Regions from separate parts of the Homo sapiens genome. Here region 2 is linked to region 1. The links are chromatin loops, found by intact Hi-C in ENCODE. Cell type or tissue: CD4-positive, alpha-beta T cell. All regions are shown on one strand. Links, peaks and the distances in the headings refer to the core of each region. The heading gives the core; the rest is flanking DNA. Region 1 overlaps EPC2 (enhancer of polycomb 2). Region 2 overlaps ORC4 (origin recognition complex subunit 4).

Evidence for each region. A loop is a pair of places that touch in the nucleus more often than their neighbours do. Peaks named below come from ENCODE experiments on the same cell type or tissue, not always from the same donor. Only the 100,000 strongest peaks of a DNase experiment are listed, where the experiment ranks them.
Region 2: it touches region 1 in a loop (2.7-fold over the local background); 2 of 110 quality-filtered maps call a loop at or near these places.

What each region holds. Positions count from the first base shown.
Region 1 is chr2:148,758,763-148,771,164 of GRCh38, forward strand. It overlaps EPC2 (enhancer of polycomb 2), which reads left to right. Exons shown (of 14, transcript NM_015630.4): 5 at 3,020-3,168; 6 at 3,908-4,040; 7 at 6,193-6,384; 8 at 10,389-10,478; 9 at 12,030-12,175; 10 at 12,282-12,402. Among named protein-coding and RNA genes, the nearest start is that of KIF5C, 110 kb to the right of the region's middle. RefSeq lists an enhancer at 5,445-5,614. In CD4-positive, alpha-beta T cell, for the core only: no CTCF peak of the experiment used is centred there; a DNase peak (open chromatin) is centred at 6,259.
Region 2 is chr2:147,932,249-147,944,650 of GRCh38, forward strand. It overlaps ORC4 (origin recognition complex subunit 4), which reads right to left. Exons shown (of 14, transcript NM_181741.4): 10 at 11,188-11,274; 11 at 6,892-7,000; 12 at 6,050-6,145; 13 at 5,898-5,965; 14 at 1-3,450. The coding sequence ends at 3,262. Among named protein-coding and RNA genes, the nearest start is that of ORC4, 82 kb to the right of the region's middle. In CD4-positive, alpha-beta T cell, for the core only: CTCF peaks have their summits at 5,710 (motif pointing right) and 5,910; a DNase peak (open chromatin) is centred at 5,693.

The DNA of each region.
Region 1 (12,402 bases), core at 1,366-9,365:
AAGCAATCAAAGTTAATATCAGCAGTAATGGGACAAATAGTATCTTCTAACTCCTAATATGACATGAGAAGGATACAATACCACTTTTGTGGTAGTTGTACCAAAAATACATAACCTGAATTTAATCGTGGAAAAACATTAATGAAACCCAAATTGAGGAATATTCTACAACATAGTCTCTAGTCTTTGAAAATGTTAAGATCATAATCACTGAAAGATACAGAAAACAATTGTAAGGAGATTAAATTACAGAAGATTAAAGAAACATGACAACCAAATGTGGTTTTTAATATGGAGTCAGATCCTAGACCAGGAAAAAATGTATTGTTATTATTATTACTATTTTTAAGATGGAATCTTGCTCTTGTCGCCCAGGCTGGAGTGCAGTGGTGCAATATCTGCTTACTGCAACCTCTACCTCCTGGGATCAAGCGATTCTCCTGCCTCAGCCTCCCAAGTAGCTGGGATTACAGGCGCCCATCACCACACCCAGCTAATTTTTGTATTTTTAGTAGAGACAGGGTTTTACCATGTTGGCCAGGCTGGTCTCGAATTCCTGACCCCAGGTGATCCGACCGCCTTGGCCTCCCAAAGTGCTGGGATTACAGGCGTGAGCCACTGCGCCCGGCCAAAAAAAGTACTATTATAATAAAAGTTATTATCTTACTGATGTCCTTATAGCAGTAACTATATTTTTTGCTGTAAAGGACATTAGTGGGACAATTGTTGAAATATGAATAAAGTTTATATGTATAAAGAAATTAAGTAATAGGATTATATTAATGTTAATTTCCAGACTTTAATAATTGTACTGTGGTTCTATGTGAATATCATTTTTTTTTGAAAATATATATTAAAGTATATAGGGATAAAGGGGCATTTTATATCTTCAACTTCTCTTGAAATTTTTCAAAAATAGTACTGCTGATAATTTATAGATGTGTGTGTTTATATTCATACATACATATATGTATACACATACAGAGAGATAAAGCAAATGTAAAACATTAACCTTTAGAGAATCTGGATGAAGATATATGAGAATTCTTTATACTGTTTTTGTAACTTTCTTGTAAGACTGAAACTATTTCAAAACAAAAAGGTTTTGTTTTTGTTTTTTATTTGTTTTTTAAAAAAAGGACAAGACTGGGGAAAGGAAAGTTAGGAACGATAATTATTTGGGCATAAAGAGAACAGAGGCTGGGGGCAGTGGCTCATGCCTGTAATCCCAGGACTTTGGGAGGCCAAGGTGGGCAGATCATTTGAGGTCAGGAGTTTGAGACCAGCCTGCTCAACATGGTGAAATCCCATCTCTTCTAAAAATACAAAAAATAGCTGGGTGTGATGGTGGATTCGTGTAATCCCAGCTACTGAGGCTGAGGGAGGAGGGAGGCTGAGGCAGGAGAATCGCTTGAACCTGGGAGGCAGAGGTTGCAGTGAGCTGAGATCACACCACTGCACTCCAGCCTGGGCAACAGAGTGAGACTCTGTCTCACATACACACAAACACACACACACAAAAGCAAAACAAGATATGAATAAGACAGGGTAGAACCTCCAAGAGGAACACTTACTGAACAGGGGAGCCATCTAAAAGGTTCTGGTGCACTTTTGAATATTATTCAGCTGCCAGCTGGCATGTAACCTCATATTATTATCTGCCTTACAATTCTGTATATCTGTTTTCTGTCTGTCATCCTTACTAGATTCTAAGCCTTTTGAGGGTAAGGGACATGTGCAATACCCTGCACAGTGTAGGCACTTTAATAGTTGCTGTCGAAAATATTAATTTTTTTAATTGAAAGGTATTATTGCTGCCTGTTTAAAAAAATGCTTAAACATATGCTTTAGATTTACCTTTTGTCATAGTAATGAAGAAGAAAAAGATGAATTTTTTAAAATTACACAAAAGGATGACTTATTTTTAATATTCGATGTGGAATACCATAATGGGACTTAGTGTAGGTTATTTTTAATATATGACTATTATTTTTCAAATGCAGGAAACTATACACAAAAGAAAAAGAGTATAACTTTGACTTTTTCTCAATTGTTATTTTTCTCTTTTATAATCCTCCAATATGAAACCTTTGGTATTCCTTAGGTTCTTTCTAATGTCATTTCAGATTATTAAATCAAGGCATGAATGATTGCTTAAGTACAGTTCACTCTGGATGCATAGATTGGAGAGGTGGTAGTGGTCTATTTTTAAACAAATAGTTCCATGCCTAATAGTAAAGTGAGGAATCTGTGGATGTTTAACAAAATAGTTTATATTAGTAATAATTTTATATGCAAATAGATGCTACTAATTACAACTGAGCCTTTTCTAGTTATGTAGCAGGGCTTTCACTTTGTATAATAATTAGTTGAAAAGCTAATAAACAGTGTTCTGAAATTCAGTATTTTTGCTAAATCTCTTTTCTACTCAGCAGTGGAGTGTTACATTTACATTGAAAATTGACAGTCCGATTTCTTGAAATGGTTGTTATCCTACTTTCAGTTTTCTGAGTTTCTGAAGTGAAGCTTTACTGGTCATTGTTCATGTTCACATAATAGTACAGTGTATCAAACCATCCAGCCCCCAGTTACAGAGCTGGAGATGGATGGATGAATGGATGAGGGGACTCATTTTGACTGTTACCTTGATCTGGACAGAACTGTTCCTCTCTGTCATTGGAAAATACTTTCCTACACGCTGAATGGACTACATTTTCTGATAACAGATTTTGTTTCAGGTGGACATTTTTTGTTTGTTTACATTGAAATTATCTCTTTATGCCATTCTACCTTTTCAACAGCTGGCAACATTTTTTTTCTGAGTGTCGAGAGATACTTGCTTGTACTTATATTTTCAGAGTTAAATAGTTATAGGTTATCTTACATAGGTTGCTGTTCAGATTTTTTTTAACATTTTACTTTTATAGGATAAATTCAGGTCTGATAAGAGTTTATTGAATAAAGCCGGAAATGTAGATAACTGTGTTGTTTATTCTTCTAAAATTATTATTTTTAATAGAATCGTAAGAATGATGAAGCCTCTTATGAAAAGATGTTGAAACTGAGACGAGAATTTAGTAGAGCCATAACAATTTTGGAAATGATTAAGAGAAGAGAGAAAACAAAACGAGAATTATTGCACTTAACCTTAGAAGTTGTGGAGAAAAGGTAACATTGCTCCTGTTACAACAGTAAAATGACAACTTTACCAAATGATGGGCAAAATGAACCAAAAGATTTTTAGGGGGGAACAGGTTAAGCTTTATGACAGTTGATATTGATTCTGTAAGAATTTATATTTTTTAAAGATTTGTGGTTACTAGTTTTTATAGATTAAGTTATCAATTTGGATTGCAGATTTTGGGAGAGTTTTGTGTATACTGTAGATCCTATACTTAATTTTGTTTTGGCAGAATCATTGAATTTTATTTAGTAAAGAACTCTAGTGATCATATTGTTTACTTCTCTGTATTAAATTTTCTATTAAATCTGAGGGAAATAAGTATTGATTTTATTTTCTGAGTAGGTAGACATTTTTCGTTTCAACTCCTTTTAGAAATGTGTGCTCTAATATAGTATATTTTCCTACAAAATTAAATAGACTAAACAAAAACAGAATTTTGTATGATTCCTGGAGTAAGCATTCTAAACATTTCCTAGTGCTTGATTATATAATATATGTAAGAAATTTGTTTGCTGTGTACCTTAGGCCTTTTTTAGTTTTTTGGTTTGTTTTGTTTTTACCAAATCCCTGTTTCTTTATTCCTGCAAATTTTATCTTTTAAAAGTAATTTGATTGTTAGCCCTTTTTGACTAGGTGACTTCCAATTAATTGAGGTATCACTTATTTTCCTTCTTTATTGTCAAACTATGCAATGTTTTCTTATATTTTTGTTACCTTTTCAAGATACCATTTGGGAGACTATGGTGGTGAAATCCTTAATGAAGTAAAAATCAGTAGATCAGAAAAAGAGTTATATGCCACTCCAGCAACTCTTCATAATGGAAATCATCACAAAGTTCAAGAATGTAAAACTAAGGTGAATATTGTCTGGGAAGAAGCATGTATGGATGGTAATGTTGATCAGAGGAGTTATTGATTTCTGCAGTTGTCTTAATATGGTTTGAGTAAAGAAAAAGTAATTAACGTGACTTTAGTTCTTACCATGAGCCAAGCACTTTGCTAGGAGTATTTATATACATACTGACCAATTAATCCTCATAACAACCCTTAGAGATAGTTGTTGCATCTGTGTGACTTCTATATAATAGCTAGTAAGTGGCAGATTCAAGGTTTCAGTTCAGGTCTAATAGTCCGTCATGTTCAATATGCTATCTGCCTCCCTAGGGAATAAAGGTAATTAAAGTCTAGTTATTATCACTAGCCTTAGCAAACCTTGCATTGTAATGGAAGGAATCAACACCTCAAAGCTTTCTTCATTGAGACTATTGAAAATTATTATTGTCATCATCATTTCCAGAGCCAGCATTTATCAATTGTTATCTACCTTGAGTGACTTTGAGAAAGTCCTGTAATTTCTGGGTCACAGTTTCTTCCTAATGAAAGAGCCAGACTCAGTGGTTATTTTAGTCACTTGGACTAGATAACTATATTTATTTGGTCCTCACTTGGTACATTAATTAAAGTATTTAATTGGGAAATATGAAAACTAATAAAGCCTTTAATTTTAAGGAGCATAGATTTAAATAGGAAACAGATATTGACTGAAGCTTCTAGACAATAGAGCTTTACTCTGTAGCAAAATTTTTTAAATGACCTAGGGTGTTTGTGGAAAATTCATCTTTTAAAAATGTACACAGTTCTCATTTTTCATGGGTTCATTCTTAAAGGTCAAGAAAGAGTGTGGAGCAGGAAGACTCCTTCATTCAGCTCATGTCAATTAAAACACTAAAGTTCTTTCTTATTAATCACAGGCGTCTAGCCCACCATCCTGATTCTCTCTAAATCTCGCTTGTCTCTATAGCCGAAAAAGTTATCAGTGCAAATGTCATTTTGTAAGTTATTTTTAAAAATCCATTTTGTGTCAATCAATGCTTTTCCTAGGTATGTGATTGTTAAGCATTGCAATATGAAAATCTTAACCCAGAATTACTGACAGAATCAGCCTTTATTATATATTGATTCTTATTTTAGACCTCCTCTATGAATAAATACTCAGCCTTCCTAAATACTAACTTTAGGGATTTGGTTGCATCCATTGTTGTCCTACTCCATTACACATGGTTAATTATATTTACTTTGTCATGTATCCCACTTTAAAATATGGGAAGTTTCTGAAAGTTGGGGCTTTGTTTTGATGTAATAGTTATACCTATTATATGAAAAATTTTATATCTCACTAAATATAATTTGCCTTTCAAGCAATATTTTTATTGTGTGTACTGTTTTTGACCTTAAAGTAGTTAATATCTGGACTAGATGTGGAAATGTATAAATTGTGTAGTTTGTACCTTGGTGCTTGGAACAGTCTTTTCCGACTTTTAAAGTGCTAGATCCCTTTTTATTAAAAGGAATGCCAGTATGTTAAAACAGTAACAGAGCTGCTCTGTTGAGGGGAGGTGGGGGCTGGAAACCTACCCCTTCAGTCAGTGTCTTTGCCAGATGGCCTCTCAGGAACCTCCACAGAAGCCTGGGGGACTTCAGAACGTTACTGTTCAGTTGCTGCAGTAATTATACATTCTAAAAAGTGAGGGTTTTTTTCCTAGTTAAGCTTATTTTTCTCAAAAGATTACCATCCATAGAACAGACATTTTTAAAAATTAGATCTAAGTGTAGAAATGACAGTAAACTCATGATCCAGTTGAAGATTTTAAAAAATAAAAATAGTGGTTAATTTTTATCAATACAGCAGATTTAAATAAATATTGAATTTAAATACCTTTTAAATACTGGATTACATAATAGAGCAATCCAAAAAATCACTCACATAGTTTAAAGTAGTGATAATAATGTAAAAAGCAAATTTAAATACCATAATTATTTTTCATCATAAGTTGCAGAAAGTAAAACATGTTTCAATTTATGAACACAGAATAATTTTTGCGTATTAAAAACAATAAAATCACCTCCTGGGTAAAAATGTATGTTTTTCAAAGAGCAGTATAGTTTTTCATGATTTCTAAAATGATTTTTATTTCTTCCTTTTGGGGGAAAAATCGTCATGTAAACAGCACCCTCATCATTTGTCTTTGAAAGAAGAGGCTTCTGATGTGGTTCGTCAAAAGAAGAAGTACCCAAAGAAGCCTAAAGCAGAGGCTTTGATAACATCTCAGCAACCCACTCCTGAGACATTGCCTGTGATCAATAAGAGTGACATTAAGCAATATGATTTTCACAGCTCAGATGAAGATGAATTTCCACAGGTGCTTGTTTTAAAATATTTTAAAGATATTTCTTCTTAGTATTTTATATTGCTATATTTTTAAAACAATTGCTATCTTAGAGTTTTTATTCTTGCTTTGTTCCCCTAATGTATATAGCATAAACATTTCCACAGTATTTATGTAGCCACTGAAATGGTATTTACTCTGTATTACTTTTCATCAGTTGTATAGAATTTACTCTTTTGTGGAGCGCATGGTTTTTAGTTTTTCCATTTATAAAAATGAACATAGATTTTTTCCCTCTATTTAAAATAGATTCTTAGAAATTGAATTACTAGTTACTAACCAAAAATTATCAATATTTTAAGACAGTTAATATATAATTGTAAATATTGAAAATATTCATCAACAATACTTTCCTTTTTACCACACTCCACCAGCATTGTGTTTTATAACTTTTAATGTAAACTTTGCTAATTTGTTAGGTAATGGCTATTTGATTCTAAAAAAGACTTAAAGGAACTGATTCAAGTTTTAACTCTTTGATAAATATTGCAACAGCTTTATAGAAAAATGTGTGCAATTAAAAAATATTTTTATAAGTGCTGTTTTTAAAATAAGACTTTTACTTTATATATTAAAAGATCCGGCCAGGCGTGGTGGCTCACTCCTATAATCCCAGCACTTTGGGAGGCCGAGGCAGGCGGATCACAAGATCAGGAGATCTAGACCATCCTGGCTAACACAGTGAAACCCTGTCTCTACTAAAACAAAAAAAATCAGCCAGGTGTGGTGGCGGGCGCCTGTAGTCCCCGCTACTCCTGAGGCTGATCCAGGAGAATGGCGTGCACCTGGGAGGTGGAGCTTGCAGTGAGCTGAGATCGCACCACTGCACTCCAGCCTGGGCGACAGAGCGAGACGACGTCTCAAAAACAAACAAGCAAACAAAAAAAAGATCCATTTTTTTTTTAAATATTGTGTATCACCTGCTCTAGCAATACCCTCTTTTTAAAAATAGTATGGGAAACTTAACAGAAAATACTGTAACAAAGACCTTGAACTACTACCAGCTTTATCATATTTTAACTTTTTGACTTGTTTGCTTTAAGGAAACTTTCTTTTAAAAACCAACATTATAGATATGTTTGAAAGCAAGACTGTTTATAAAACTCTTCATTGCTATAACCATTTAAAATCTGGAGTTTGCATAAAATGTGTCCATTTGGCTGGATTATATTATTTTTACTCTTTTTCACCAATTGGTTTTTCTACCCAGATAATATTCTGATAGTCATATGAATAGTATCAAATGTGCAAAGATATGCTTAATTTTATATTCCCTTCAGGAGCACTTAATGAACCCATATATTACTTTTGTCAGAGGATCATCTAGTTTGACTCAGGCAGAGCTTTGAATAGCCATGGGACATTTATCAGATGACCATTTTGAAGGAATGAGGGATATAGTGCCCTACAAAAGAGTAATTTTCCAGATAGAAAGTATAGGGAAGGGTTCTAGGCACAGCATATTAGAGGGAACTCCTAGCAGTTTCGCATTGCTGGAGCACAAAACATAGAAGAGGAAGAGGGGATGAAAGGCTTGATGCCTGCAGTAATACCCAGATGGCAGATAGCCTCTATCTACATCATACATACTGGGAAATTATTTAAAATGTTAAGTAAGAAAATGACATAGTTAGATAAATATTTGTATAATAGGCTTATATTGGTGGTACTAATGAGAGCCTAGAAAGTTTTGCTATATATTTCCAGCCCTTTAAGAATGATGCTGTAGACTGGACATTGTGGCTCATGCCTGTAATCCCAGCACTTTGGGAAGCCGAAGCAGGTGGATTGCTTGAGCCCAGGACTTGGAGACCAGCCTGGGCAACATGGTGAAACCCCATCTTTACCGAAAAAACAGAAACAAACGTAGAAAAATTAGCCAGGCGTGGTGACACATGCCTGTAGTCCCAGCTACTCCGGAGGCTGAGGCGGGAGGATTGCTCGAGCCAGGGAGATGAAGGTTGCTGTGAGCCAAGGTTGCACCACTGTACTCCAGCCTGGGCGACAGAGCAAGACCCTGTTTCAAAAAAAAAAAAAAAAAATGAATGATACTGTAGGGTGCTATGACCTACAGAAACTTTTATCGGTGGAATCAGTACATCCAGCCTGAAAGTAGAGCTCACTCAGCATAACTACTCATATGTTTCTCATGCATTAAGGGATCTTCATTTCTGCTCCAAATTCTTGCATTGATTTATATAGTTTCCAGTTCCCATACCCACATGAAAATTGCATTTTGAAACTTTTAGGTTCTTCTGATTGTTTGTATTAGGTCTTAGACAATCCTCATTAATTTTATGGTATCTCCATATTACTAAAGAGTAAGTATTAATGTTTACCTATATTTGGGCGTCATTCAGTGAGGCAGCTATTCAGAGTGTACATCTTATAAAATCAGGATTTTATTGCTGACAAGATCATTAAAGTAATCATATTTTTCTTTGTCTAATAAACCAAGAACAAGGAATAGGGAGCCTTAAGAGAACAAACATTTTAACCAGACTTATGCCACTGAATTGCAGCTGAACAGAGCTAAAACTCTGCCTCTTGATCGTGCTTCCGATTTTCCTAACATTAGCTTTGTCTTCCTATGCCTCAGACTTCTTTTGTCCCCTGGAATCTACCCCGGGGAATCGTAGTTAGGAGGAAGGGGTGATAGATTTTATACACAGAATTTCTGAGACTTTGTGACACTTCCTGTGTATATCTTAGAATAGGTACGTTATTTGCAAAGGAACCAAAGTGTAAAATTCACGTTTGGGATTTCCTTTCAAATTTCAGGTTTGAGGCTTGGTTCCCCATGAAGAAGATTCAGCCCCAGCTCACTGTTTCTGTGTCTCCCCCATAGGGTTGGTGGAGGTATATTGGAACCTCAAACAAATACCTTTCTCCCCTGGATGACCCTGCTCAGTGGTAATTACCACAGTTTGGAAATAATATGGAGAAAACATTTTTCCTCTCGAAATAGGAAGAGAGGGATTTGTGAGGTTCAGAAATTTGCAAGTAAATATGGTTGAGCCAGCGTTTATCAGAAAAAGAGATGTTCTACAAAGTGAGAGTGCGAGACAACTGAAACTTAAGTACCAAAACTTTTAAAAAAATTTTAATAATTATGGGTGGAAATTTATCTAAAACATATTATTTCCCTATCTTCAGTGTATTTGTATATTATTTAATCTGTTTTTGTGACATTTATAAAGCGTGCTCTAATAGGTCAATGCTACTGCCCTAGAAGTCCACTCAATTACATAGGGATATTTGGCCTGATAGGACATGGCCTGGGAAGAGTGCTTTCTAATATGTGACAGCTTTCTGAAAGTCTTTATTCTTTTGCTCTAGCGTTGCGGGCTTATCTCTTCTCTATAACCAATGTGCTTACTTTAGCAAGTCATTTCTCTTCTTCTTTTCTACTTCTGATCTGCTAAGTTTAAAAAGTGATTTTTGAAAAATGAGTTGGGAGATACAAGACTTTCCTTTGAATAAAACCTGGCCTTTATGGCCTTTGGGGTTTTTTTTGTTGTGGTGATTTTTTTTGGCTGTTTATAAGCTGTTTTTATGTCCTAGCTTTTGGCTTTATTACAGAGAGATAAAGTTATTGGATAAAAATACACTTAACCTATAGGTGAAGTAAATATTTAACTGTCATTAAATATTTATAGCCACATACATTATTTATAAAATATAATGGGATGTATAAAAACTGTATTAATTCTAAGACTTAGCACTTCATGTTTAGAAGCAATCAAGCAATACCAATGCCATCTAGACTTAACCTGAAAGAACTAATCCATTAAAAACAATGATTTTTAACTATAGAAAATTTTTGCTAGTCATTGAATGTTTTGGGGAATTCAGTACTTATGATATGTAATATAGAAGTGATTTACTGTTTGTGATCAGATTTACATTTTAGAGTATTACAAACATTGATCTATTGACTTTTGATAACTTCTAAATGGAATGCCTCTTTTGTCTAGGTATTGTCCCCAGTATCAGAACCGGAAGAAGAAAATGATCCTGATGGTCCCTGTGCTTTCAGAAGGCGGGCAGGATGCCAGTATTATGCTGTAAGAACTTTTGTGTGTGTGTGGTGTTTTTGTGAACTGGAATTAACAGGTAACCCATGTCAAGATGACTTAGTCTTGATCTAAAAATGGGAAATGCATCAGTACTTTTTATTTAACATCCTTTATGTGGATACTGGTAAAAGATGCTAAAAGGTACTGAGTCCTTTCAAAGGGCGTCGGAATCCTCTTCTTGGAAATTGATAATTCCTCACATTTTAGAAATTTAGGTTCATTTTGGGCTCTAATTATAGCTTCAGCAGCTGTGAAAATTACTCAGTGTGTCATTACTAGAATTAGGTAAACCCAGAATTTGTAAGTTGGTTCTAGAACCTTTGATGGCTGCTAGGTGTTTATTGAAATTTATTGTTATGCAAGCCCATCTTGTGCATACATACCAGTAAGTATCAAACAAAATAATAATTTTGTTTGATACTTCCATAATGGCAATGTTTTGTCTAATAATTGTATTCATAACTTTTTGACACACCTAGAAGTTGCTTTATGCTATGAAGTCGCATTATATCACTCTCCAAGGTTCTCAATGAGATATAATGTAGCATTGTGAGGATGGCTTTGACTTTCTTATATGGCTTGTAGAGATCATTTATCTTGCTATATAATGGTAAGCATACACTGACAGCTTTTTTAGAGTGTGTAAATTTAGGAGAGGTGGAGATTTGTTTACTAGTTATGTTGATGAGAGAAGGGAAAATTCTTAACGAAAGGGGACAGACAGCATGATAAAATGATGAAGGGAATGGGAAGGCAGGGAACAGCTTGTTTGTTTCTTTATATTTATTTATTTACTTATTTATTTCTTTTAGAGACAGGGTCTTGCTCTGTCACCAAGGCTGGAGTGCAATGGTGCAATCATACAGTTCACCGTAACTTCAAACTCCTGGGCTCCAGTAGTCCGCCCACCTCAGCCTCCTGGGATTACAGGCGCATACCACTACATGCTGCTAATTTTTGTAATTTTTGTAGAGATAGGGTCTTGCTACGTTGCCCAGGCTGGTCTTGAACTCCTGGTCTCTAGTGATCCTCCTGTCTTGGCCTCCTAAAGTGCTAGGATTACAGGCATGAACCACTGCATCCTGCTTGGATGTGTGTTTCTTAAAAGTAAAGAGGAAGCTTCAGTTTGACCCCATAGTGTTTGAAGTGCAATTTTTAGTCCAAAAAATATTCTTTCTGGTTTCTCAGTAGGAAGCCTACAAATTACTATGTAATTTCACCATCTCTACTTTGTACACAAATGTTAAAAGCTGCATTATTTTTAACTATATATTCCTTTTTAAGTATAATAGACCCTAAATGAATTTATATTTACAAACTAAATTCAGTTTTGGTAATCTTGGTGAGTGAACTTTTGATTCAATTTTGTAAAATTTAACCTGATTAATAGTCAATGAAGCCCCACTTTTACAGTTTTATATCTAGATTTTAATTGTTCTGCTAATGTTGCAGTTACTTCATGTTTATCATGATCTAACCTGTCTTCATTTCAGATTTACTCCATGAGTTTTTTGTTTTTTGTTTTTTCTTTCTTTGCAGCCTCGTTTGGACCAAGCTAACCATTCATGTGAAAATTCAGAATTGGCAGATTTGGATAAGTTGAGGTATAGGCATTGCCTTACAACACTTACAGTCCCAAGAAGATGTATAGGATTTGCAAGGAGGCGAATTGGCAGAGGTGGAAGGTGAAGTATTTGTTTTCACCTGGTTTTTGTTTGCTATCTGGAACAGAAGACAAAGAGAACATGTTCAGCTCTCTCAGTTAATATTTGGTTTTATTTTGCTTTTCAGGGTCATAATGGACCGAATATCCACAGAACATGACCCAGTCCTGAAACAGATAGACCCTGAAATGCTGAATAGTTTTTCAAGCTCTTCCCAAACTATAGACTTTTCTTCTAATTTCTCTCGG
Region 2 (12,402 bases), core at 2,346-10,345, 830 kb before region 1:
GGATGTGAAGGACCTCTTCAAGGAGAACTACAAGCTACTGCTCAAGGAAATAAAAGAGGATACAAACAAATGGAAGAACATTCCATGCTCTTGGGTAGGAAGAATCAATATTGTGAAAATGGCCATACTGCCCAAGGTAATTTACAGATTCAATGCCATCCCCATCAAGCTACCAATGACTTTCTTCACAGAATTGGAAAAAACTACTTAAGTTCATATGGAACCAAAAAAGAGCCCACATCGCCAAGGCAATCCTAAGCTATGTGTTCTTAAAGAGGGGAGTGGTAGCTTTGTAACTTACAGTGAGGCTTACACCTTGACAACTGCAAGAATGAGGATAGTGGTGAGTGAAGGGAGATTTGTTAATTATGGCATTTCCCTCTATTATCGTCTAAACAGATTATATTCCCACTAAAGTATGTGTGTTGGTCCTGCCAGTATTAGAAACCAGAGGCTTGTTGGCATTGTGTCACACAGTACACACCAATGGATTCTCAGATTTTCTAGGGTAAAGGTGAAGGATGGGGCAGCACTTAGGTTATGGTGGTTTGAAAGAAACTGAATTGCTTTCTAAACCAGATGAGGATCAGAGTGCGAACCATGGTGAAATATGCATGGAAACTACAGAAAGACTGAAGTGTTTCTTACGGTGTTTTCTGCAAAACGTGATTCATTAGGACATTAACAGGTATTACGTTTTCAACATATACAGCATTATGATACAGTAAGTTTGGACCAAACAGGTATTCATTCCCCAGAGCCTTTCACATGCACGAGAATCAGTCATTTTAACAAGAATTCCGTTTCTGCTGGGCCACTTGGATCCCTTGGATTCAGATGTAAAAACACACTGAAATATTCCTCCTTTCACCTGCTTTTCAGTTTGAGGTAATCAGATTGAAAAGCAGGAGTTCATGCATTTTTTGGTTCTATTTTTCCTCCTCTAGTAAATGAAGAAAATAAGCTATATGTATAAGTTTACATTATTCTTGAACCGCTTTTTAAACTAGGGTTTTTCATATTTGTTTTTATTGATGACAATTAAAGCAATTTAAGAGACGAAGTTAGCTCAAAACTCTTGCGAATAGATTTTAGCATTTTTGTATGAGGGAATATGGAAAGGCCAACAAGCAGCACTGTTCCTCCCCACAAAAATGCCTTGGGAATATAATAGGCGTACACTTCATTTGTGTAACTTTTCCTAATGTATTTTTTTTTAATTTGCTTTATAACGGTTTCATGTTTACCTCAATTGGTACTTAGTCTTAAAATCTTTCTTTATACTTGGTTATTGATGGATCTTCTGCAGCTCTTATGTAGCCAATGAGACAGATGAGGGCTGTCAGCTTTTAAGTGACATCTTAAGCTAATAAGAAATTGGAATCCTCAAGTCATTTCATGAGGCTGTTACCCTTTAAGACAAATAATACTTTCCTCAAATAGTTCAGAAAATTTTTAAAAGGATCACTTAGAGCATAAGTGTAAAATTCTTGCTTCTAGTATATAATAGTGATGTTACCATGTCAAGTATTTTGGTGAAATATCCCCTAAAAATGTGTAGACTACGGCACAGATTGAGTATGCAAGCCTTAGCTTGAATGAGACTGCTGAGAAGTAAATGACAGGGATCTGAATACTTAGCAGGCTTAACTTTTTGCAGGGAAGGAAAGGCTATGTATGCAAAAGAATAGGTTGTAACTACTGAAGAGCTACTTTATGCTCAGAAACCTTTTATTCCACTTTGTATCCAAGATTTCATTAAAACATTGTTCCTTAGAGCATACTTTAAAAACTATTTGGTAAGGAATCCACTGTTGAACTTCAGGTCTTAATAGCACTGGCTTTGGTGCTAAACTGAGTTGAATTCCAAGCCTGTTGGCCATTCCCAGCATTGCCACTGCTGTGTTAGTTTTCTCATCTGTAAATAACTGCCTACATCTCACAGGGCCTCTAATAGTTAAATAGATTGTAAGCTGCACAAGCATAGGGACAGTCTGTCTTTTGTAAACCTCCCATGCACACAATAGGAAATCAAATATTCTTGAACAAATGAAGTCACTAAGTGCTCATTAAATTTCATTTTAAATATATGCCTCTGTTAATTCATGGATCTTGGAACTTACTTAAAAGACAATGCTTTGACGGACATTTCCACATTCCTCATAGGGATTTACTTTTTAATACAAACAGGTTCAGTTAACATTGCCATACACATCTCATTACTTTTGGGAGTGCTTTTCCAGAAATCTCTGGTAGTCACGTCACTTCATGATGGGGCTACGTTCTGAGAAATGTGTCTTTGGGTGATTTCATCACTGTATGAACATCACAGAGTATACTTACACAGACCCTGATGATATGTATATAGCCTGTTACACACTTAGGCTATACAGATAGCCTAGCCTATTACTCTTCAGCTATAGCACTGTACAGAATGTTACTGTAATCATACTGTAGGCAACTGTAACACAATGGTAAAACATTTGTATATTTAGACATAGAAAAGGTACAGTAAAAATATGGTATAATCTTATGAGACCACCCTTTATACAATGTCATTGACCAAAATGTTACGTGGTGCCATGACTATACTTGTTAAGAAGGAAAATTCCAGTCCTTTTGACCTATGGTAGGCTCAACAATCTGTAATTTTAGAAAATCCTACAAGGGATTCTGATGTGGATGGTATGAGTACCACATTTTGAGATGTCTAGAAGAAAAATCTTCAAACTCCTTGGCCTTTTTCTTCCATGGAACCATCTTCTGACTAAGCTGGTTAGTCTTCTGAACTAGAAAACCTGGGTCTGGGATAGAATCCAAAATTTGCATGTGGACAGAAAAAAACACTGCAGCAAACCTGCTGTACCAAAGGTTACTTATTATACTTCAGTGCTTACCATTGTTTTTTTTACTCCTTTGGTTTAAGGTTTGTAAAGACATCTAGCTGTTAGGTTGAAGTGAGCTCTTCAAATAGACCATTATATATATAAGTGTTAAAAAAGCACATGGTCTAGTCCCTAAAACAGTCATATTTTATTCTTCTGAACAGCTACTTACAAAGTAATCTCAATCAGTGAAATTATAAATCATGTAACTGTTCATGATTAAAAGGCAAGACACAGCCAAGACAGTAGATGGGCAAGTCTCACATAAATACAAGAATGTTTATAGAATGTTTAGCATATCATGTTAATGGACAATAGTTTTCCGTTCTCTACAGAAGTATGAATGAAATGCCAAAGTTGAAGTCACTGGTTATATTCATAACCAGCTTAGTGAGGATGTTGCCCACTGCCTCACATCTGTAGGACAGTTGGGATATTTCTGCAGAGCATTCATAATTTGAGTATTATCCAAAAGCAGTTTCATCAGCTGGTACTCTCTCTGTGAATTTCCTGAAGTTCTTTCCATGGGCTTTATTAATTCTAATTGCTGCAAGTGTTCAAAAGCCTGAAAGATGAAAGAAATAGTTTAGGTTGAATAGGAGAGGAGAGTGACAACTCTCCTGTTCTCTCCCAGAGAACAGTTAGCATTTTGGTCAGCTGCAGAACAGAGTACTGGGAAGCAAAATGTAACAACAATCAATAGGATTAAAAAAACTCTCACAACCCCATGAAAACTCATATTATCAGGTAAAACAGTGTCAGTGCACACTTACTTGTCCATATATTGTTGAATGTAAACACGGCAAACTTTAATTCAATATATACAATATGGTTTTCTTCCTAGCCTCATTCTCTATCATAGCTCCTCCTAGTACTTTAATAAATAGTTTCCAGTTCTCTGTAAAAACCTAAGAATCAGATAAGACTTTCTGATCAATTCCCTAGGCTACTCAGATTTGCATTTATATTTTGTCTGTCTCTATTTTTGCTTTGCTATGTAAAAAGGTAACACAGCTGTAACAGAGGGAGGCAGAAAAAGACCCTTGAGTCAACTAGACATATTCAGCTGATCCTGTAAGTAAAGGATTCAGCAGGCTAGTATGGACATGGAGGAGAAGGGACAGGCTCCTGTTTCCTCTAAGAAGTCTGACTGAGACTGTCACAACCTTCTTCCATCTTCCCCATCTTAATAGGGCTCTTTCTTGTCTACTTCCTCTTATCCTTAATATTCACCTATTATATCTTTTCTAACCTTGAGTGTTGTGTTAGGTACGTTATTAGGTTATGAAAAAAAAAACCATTAAATCATGATATACTAACCATTAAATAATGATACACTGAAATAGATTCCTGAGGATTCTATTATATTCTTACAACTCACTGTAAAAAACATCACTGGAACATATTCTCTATGTATCACATAAATTCTTCTGATAGAGAAACAGCTCAGATACCTTCATATCTGAACATGAGAAAATACTGGAGGCTGCAGGTGTTAAGAGCTGAATAGAACTGTGCAGATTTAAAACATTTCTAAATAGCAAAATACTTCATAATTGAAAATTCAGAAATGAGCAGCTACAAATTATTGAGAATTTAAATGCAGGCTGGGCGCAGTGGCTCACGCCTGTAATCCCAGCACTTTGGGAGGCCGAGGTGGGCGGATCATGAGGTCAGGAGTTTGAGACCAGCCTGACCAACATGGTGAAACACTGTCTCTACTAAGAATACAAAAATTAGATGGGCATAGTGGTGCACGCCTGTAATCCCAGCTATTCAGGAGGCTGAGGCAGGAGAATCGCTTAACTTGGGAGGCAGAGGTTGCAGTGAGCCAAGATTGCGCCCGCCACTGTACTCCAGCGTAGGCGACAGGAGACTCCATCTCAAAAAAAAAAAAAAAAAAAAAATTTAAATACTTGGGTAACCTTTCCATTTTCACAGCTCTCACAAAATAAGACTATTAGGGGAAAAAAACCCTCCAGTATTGTAAAATACTTTTCCTGTTTCTTTGAAGAAATGGCAATGCTCTGTACTCATTTTTGTTGCTACAAGAAATGAAATTCTGGTTACTAGGGCCTATAAGGGATGCCAATGGACTTGGGGAATCCACTGTTTTAAAAGTTTCTTTCCTTAAAATCTTCAAGAGCTGCACTGTCCACGCTAGGCTACTGAGCACTTCAATGTGTGACTCAATTTTTTTTTAAACTTAAAAATGGATATTTAGTTCTATTAGAAAATTCTGAGCATGTTTAGAACAATTTCAAAATGTAAATTTACTTTCTCAGCTATACATTTTATGGAATCTAAACAGCAAGAATTTCCAGTAAACATTTAGGCCATTGAGATGTGCTTAAATATAATGTACACCAAATGTTAAAGACTTAATTCAAAAGAATGTAAAATACCTTACTGTTCTTCTATAATGATTATAGAATGACACATTTTTGATATGTTGCATTAAATATATAATTAAAATTAAACCTTTTTATTTTTCTTACAGGTACTAGAAAATTTAAAACTACATTACATGGCTCACATTATCTTTGTAGTGGACAATGGTAATCTACATGAAGTCCTGAAGTTGTAAAACTCATGACTCAGCCCCCAAATAACACTTTCTCTGTATGCCCTCACAGGCCAATAAGATTTTGTCTTTTAAGTTTCTTAATGGCTCTAATTTTCATTGTTTTCTCCTTTTACTGCTGAGATTATAAAAGCCAATCCTTGGGTTGGAAAGGGAAAGGTTATATCACACACTATACTGAATAGTTGTTTTCGGGATGCAAGTGCTCTGAAGAGACAGCAGAGGGCAGTATACCTCCACAAACTAAAACAACCGGTCACTTCCTCAGATTTTTCCAAAATATTTCATTTTTAGATAATTTTCTTGTTTTGAAAAAAATCTCTATAATACTTAATGTTTAAAAATGAAAGTGCAATTTTAATACATAATCAAATTGGATGTAAAAAATATACTTGTCTGTAGAAAAATGACAGCAAACTAAATCTTACCTTCATGACAACAGGTTTTTCAAAATTATAAACGGAATGTGCTTTCCTTTGAACAAACTTCTGAAACTCTGAGTAGAAAGCAATGACAACATTATACCTTCAAATAAGCAGTGGGGAAGAGTCAGAAAAAAGCTACTTAAGTCTCATCTCACCATTATAGACCATTTGAAAATTAAATGGCTCTTCCTCATAGATGTCATTTAAATGTTTCATTGCTATTATAAGACAGATTTCCAAGACTGATAGACCTACAGTAAAAGGGAAAAAAAACTATCAGTTTAATGACATATAAGACTGAAATAACTGTTCTCCAAAGAATACAATATAGTGAAAGATCTATGGTTCTGAGGGGTGAAGAAGGTCAAGATTCTTCTAGATTTCAATGTGTTTCAATTATCTATATAAATTTAAGTTACTTAACCTCCCTGAGCTTAGTTTTTTTCCTATCTGCAAAATAAGGATATTTTTAAACTTTTAGAAATGTCACAAAGATTGGCGAAATATTATCAGGCACTCACCATATGGCCCACAGTAAACAAAATAAACTTCAATTGTTATGTGACTTTAAATCACACAGGGCCTTTGCGTAGGATTTATCTAGAGACTTCCTAAACTCCTGGAAATTATATCCAAATCTGTGTATTCCTTTTTTCCCCGGAGAGGAAAAGGTTCATTACATTTGGAAAAGGAAATAACAAACCCAAAATGACTGAAACCCAGAGAATGCTCTTCAGTAGTTCTTGATACAATGATAACATCAGCAACACAGTCTTACCTGGATTTCCAATGTGGCAAAAGAGGCAGAGCGTCAAATTTTTTTTTCACTTTAAATGGGAGTGATAGTACCTTTAAAAGGACTAAGTTAAAGGCTATATGGATACGAAAGTATTTTATAAAGCATTATGCCCACGTTAATTGTAATTTTAAAAACATTCCATTATCTAAATTCAAAGTTTTAAAAACCACAATTTAAAAAATAAGGCTGGGTTCTCACCATGTACAATATTTGCTTTCGAGTCCATGCTACACAGTTGGCTTGCTTCCATTAGATCTACGGCAGTCATAAATGGGTGCGATGCTGTTACTCGATTTAAAGCAAGCATCTAGGGAAAGACAGATCAGAAAAACAATTACGTATTTACATGGGCATTTTGGAGATACTGTGCAAAACTTCTGAATTTGTATAGTTAATTCTTAAGGGAGAGTAAATATTAATGCTTAGGAAGGTATTCTCAAATTCAGTTGTATTAAAATACAGTATTTCAATTTGTGTGTCACATAACTGCAGATGTAAAGCATAAAAAAAGTTCCTGCTGCTCTCTCTAACCCATCCCAGTTGCATAACTTGTTTACTTACTGCTTGGAAGAACAATGTTTAAAGAGGAGTAGGTCAAGGAGAAGAAACTGAAAATAATTAAGAATACTTACTAATAAAAGCCCCAAACACAAGCCCAAAAGGCAGATCTACGCCTTACTTGTTAACTTTTTCACCACCCAATCATCCAGCCAGGTTAGTATTAATTTAGACAGAAGTTAGCTGTTTTATGTTCAATTGTACAAAAAAGAAAAGAAAATAGCACATTTATACTCAGGAATAACTCTCCTTGAAAGCACAGTCTCCTTCTCTTGTGCTGCTTCTCTGTTCAAAAATGAACAGAGGTCCTGGACCAGAGTTGCTACTCAAGTATTTGAAGATTTCCTTCCTTCCTTCTTTATTTGTATTTTTCATGAAAGTTAAATTTGGTCATTTAGGGTTACAAGATTTAGCAGATAAAAATGCATGACCTCTGGTTAAATTTCAATTTCAAATAAACAATAAATAGTTTCTTAGTAGTATGTGCCATGCAATATTTGGGATATAATTATCCAAGAAACTCTCCTTCACCTTAACAAGGGCGCAACTGATTAGCTGGGCAGAGAGTTTGGCAATCCTTGTCCTTCATTCTCCTACTGGTTGGGACCTAGATTGCCAGTGCTCCCTCCCTTTCTCTCTCCTTTCCTTTTTCCTTTAGTTATTAATTTTTTAATTTTTATTTTTTAACTTCATTTTTCCATAAGTTATTGTGGTATGGGTGGTATTTGGTTACATGAGTAAGTTCTTTAGTGGTGATTTGTGAGACTTTGGTGAATGCATCACTTGAGCAGTATACACTGCATCATATTTGTAGTCTTTTATCCCTCGCCCCACTGGAAAACAATGTGGAGATTCCTTAAAGAACTAAAAGTAGAACTACCATTTGATACAGCCATCCCACTACAGGGCATCTACCCAGAGGAAAAGAAGTTATTATTTGAAAAAGAAAGAAGTCATTATTTGAAAAAGATGCTTGCATGTGCATGTTTATAGCAGCAAAACTCACAATTGCAAAATCGTAGAACCAACCCAAATGCCCATCAATCAACGAGTGGATAAAGAAACTGTGGTATATATATACTATGGATATGGATAAAGAAACTGTGGTATATATATACTATGGATATATGGATATATATATATATGTGGTATATATATACTATGGATACTACACAGTCATAAAAAGGAATGAACTAACAGCATTTGCAGTGACCTGGATGAGACTGGAGACTATTATTCTAAGTGAAGTAACTCAGGAATGGAAAACCAAACATCGTATGTTCTCACTGATATGATATGTGGGAGCTAAGCTATGAGGACACAAAGGCATAAATTTTTTTTAACATATACAAAGGCAACAGAGAATAATAAATATCTATGACTACTTTACCTGCTTAAGAAATATGATTTTAGAGTTGAAGCCCATCTCCTCCGGATTGGACTCTACTCTTCCCCACATAAAACAACCAAGTATGTCTATACTATTAGGTTGGTGCAAAAGTAATTGCCATTTTGGGCACTGAAAGTAATGGTAACTTTTGCACCAACCTAATACTTCTACTACATATACATGTATTATACAACAGAGTAATTTTCAACTTTTATATAAATATATTGTATCTTCACAACTCTCTTCACTGTGAGGTTTTACCCATGTTGAGGCAGTATCAATTCTGGTTTATTCATTTTTTCATTATATTTCTTTGTATATATCCACGATTATTCATTTCCTAATTTCCTATTGACAGACATCTTTCATTTCTTTTTTTTTCCCAATTATAAACAAGACTGCAATAAACAACCTTGGACATGTCTTCCTGTGCATTAGGTAACTAGACTTTCTCTAATTAGTATGTTTCTCTAGTTACCTAATTTGCTAAATAAATTGCTCTCCAAAGCACTTACACATATTTACATTGGCAGCAGCAATAAATATTAATAGTCACAGTCATGATACCATCAAGCATAATCTTTAACACCCACTAGATTGGCAAGAAAAAAAAAGTTTAATTGTAGTATTTCTCTGGTTACTGGAGAGGCTGAAAATCTGTAATCTATAATGAGCTTCCACAGTAAGACAATGACAACAAATAATGGGATGAGCTAAGAATATGAGTAAGCAGCCCTCAAAGTAGAATCCCATATGACAAAAAACAAGCCATTATTTAATTCATTACCATGAATTAAAAATGTAATAGAAAAATGGCAGAACAATGGCCGTTAATATTGACAATACTGAGGCAGAGATATTTTCCCAGATGGAGATGTGTGTGTATATATATATACATACACACATACACACACACACCCCTCCTCTAAAAATTACTAGTCCCCAAATTCCTTCATGATATGCTGAAAATGGCAGTATGCTTTTGACAATAGAAGAAAAGTAAATAGGGATAAAAAGACTTAAATTCCTCAGCAGAAGCAGCAATGAGGAAAGAAAACTTGTATATAAACATGGGTGAACCATACAGCCAAGTAGGACACAAACTTGAAGCCAGAGAGCTTTGGATTAAGTCCTGGCTTTGTTATCTACTAGTAGTGTGACCTTCGGCAAGTTACTTAGCTTTAAGGAGCCTCAATTTCTTTAGGGGTAAGAATAAAAAATAAGATTATTCCAATGGCCAGACATAATATAGGTACTACTAGCATCAACAGTACTTGGCTCATATGCCAGTCCATAAATGGTAGCTACTGTCATTATTATTCTATTATTATTAAAAATGACCTTTCTATGAAACCAAAACTATCTTGTCTTTCAAAGGTATTTGCCATAATTTTCTAGAAATATTAGACTAAAACCAAATACTCTTAGTGAAGAAAGTTAATTTTCAGAACAATTAAGTACTTCTTGTTTGATATTGGTATTATGTAAGCTTAAGATATAATTACTTGGCAAAACATCATAACCAGGTAGGATTTATTCCAGGTATATAAGGCTGGTTCAACACTCAAAAAATAACATAATCAAATATATCAACAGGTTAAAGAGAAACATGGTCATGCGAAACGATCGAGAATAAGCATTTGACAAAATCCAACACCCATTTATAAGAAACTCTCAGCAAGTTACAAACAGATGAGGATTACCTCAACCTGATAATGAACATGTATAAAAAACCTACAGCTAACATTATACTTAATGGTAAAAGTTTGAATCCTTTCTTCCTAAGACTGGGAACAAGAAAGGATGTCCACTCTCACTGCTCTAATTCAACATAACACTGGAAATTCTAGCCATTGCAAAAAAGCAAGAAAAGAAATAAAAGGCATACAGATTGGAAAGAAAAAAAAAACCGTCACTATTTGTGAAAAATGTAATGGTCTACATCAAAAGTCCCAAGGAATCTATTAAAAAACCTCTTAGAATAAGTGAGTTCAGCATAGACTATAAGTCAATCACATTTCTATATATTAATGTGTATATATATAATCAATCACATATTCTATATGTAATGAATATGTGGGAAATGTAATGAATATGTGGGAAACCAAAATTTCAAAACCCATTTACAATTGTTCTAACAAATTAAATATTGGTATACACATTAAATAAGTACATCATCTGTGTAGTAAGAGCTATAAAATGCTGATGAAAGTAATCAAACAAGAAATCAAATAAAAGGAGATATGAACCCTATTCAGAGATTGGAACACTCGATGTAGTGTTCCAATGCATGTCGATTCTCCCAAAATTTACCTACAGGTTTAATCAATTCCCATAAAAACTTAATTATCTAATGAAAGATAGAAAATGATAAAAGTAGGCTGGGCACAGTGGTTGATGCTTGTAATGTCAGCACTTAGGGAGGCAGAGGTGGGAGGATGGCTTAAGGCCAGGAGTTCGCAACCAGTCTGAGCAACAAAGTGAGACCCCGTCACTATTAAAAACAAAAACAAAGCAACAAGCAATAAAACAAAACTAATACAAACCAATAGCATGTGTAATGACCGCAGGTTTTTGCTGATATTGAAATGCTTCTGTAGTACTTCTTGCACACTTCTATCTTCTGAGAGATACTAAAAGGAAAAAAAAAAAAAAAGCCAAAATTGAGGAAAGATGTAGTTTAAAACCTAAATATAATCCTGTGCCTTACTGGTTGGTGTACCTTAGTAACTCTATCTAATATTAATTCATTATTAAATAGATGTTGGTCTTATTTGTAGAACACTAAAACCAAAATAAAGTTTCCAGTCTACTGATTTTCTTATCCTGTTCTTTACGTTAATTCAATAAACACAATGATAAAACAATCCTGGCTAACCCCAAATTCGTACTTGAATAAGGGAAACTACTACACAGTCATACTAGTGAAATGAACAAAATGCAGCACAAAAACAGAAGTGCATGAGTTACTGTACCTAGGGATACAAGGTAAAGTATTACAAAGAATGCTTAAACTGGATGAGACAAGAGATTTAAAAAAGAAGGAAGAACATTCCAGTTACAGGGAACAGCATGAGTAGCAGGAAAATTATCACATTGGCAGAAAATGAGTAGTCACGTACTGGAGTTTCAATTACTGGCAAAGTGAATGTACAAAAAGAAAAGGCAGAAAAACCTAACTGGAGGTAGCTGTCCAGACAAGAGGTAAAGTGGGTCGGAATTATCTGAGTGTTATGAAGAAAAAAGAATTAAGACGTTTATAGGAGTACATCTGGTAGAGAATTAACTGGTAGCAGAAGAGAAGGAAGGGTTTGAAAGGTAGAAGATAAAAATCAAACATGATCTATGGGAAACAAAATGGCCTGTGAAAAGTGAAATGTGGTCAAAAAATGAATCTTGGATTATTAATATTTAAGTAGTAGGTGGGAAAAGAGAAAAACTAAGAAATTAAGAAAGATACCAAAGACTGGAAGAGAATCTAAGACAGAGTAGAGATCTAGAAAACAAGGGAACAAAGTTTTAAGAGAGAAGTGAGGTTCAACAATATAAACTACTTTGTAAAAAGATATATTTGAGAAGAGGCTAATGGCTTTAGAAATTCAAAGATCACCACAGCCCTTTGAGAAAGTACCATCTAAAGAGGCAAGTGACTGCAGTAATTAGGGTTGAATGGAAGGTGAGGAACACTGGCATTGAAGAAAAGATTAGATGAAAAAAGAGTAAATTCAGAAGTAGCAGAGCCAAGAAAGGCCTGGAAAAGA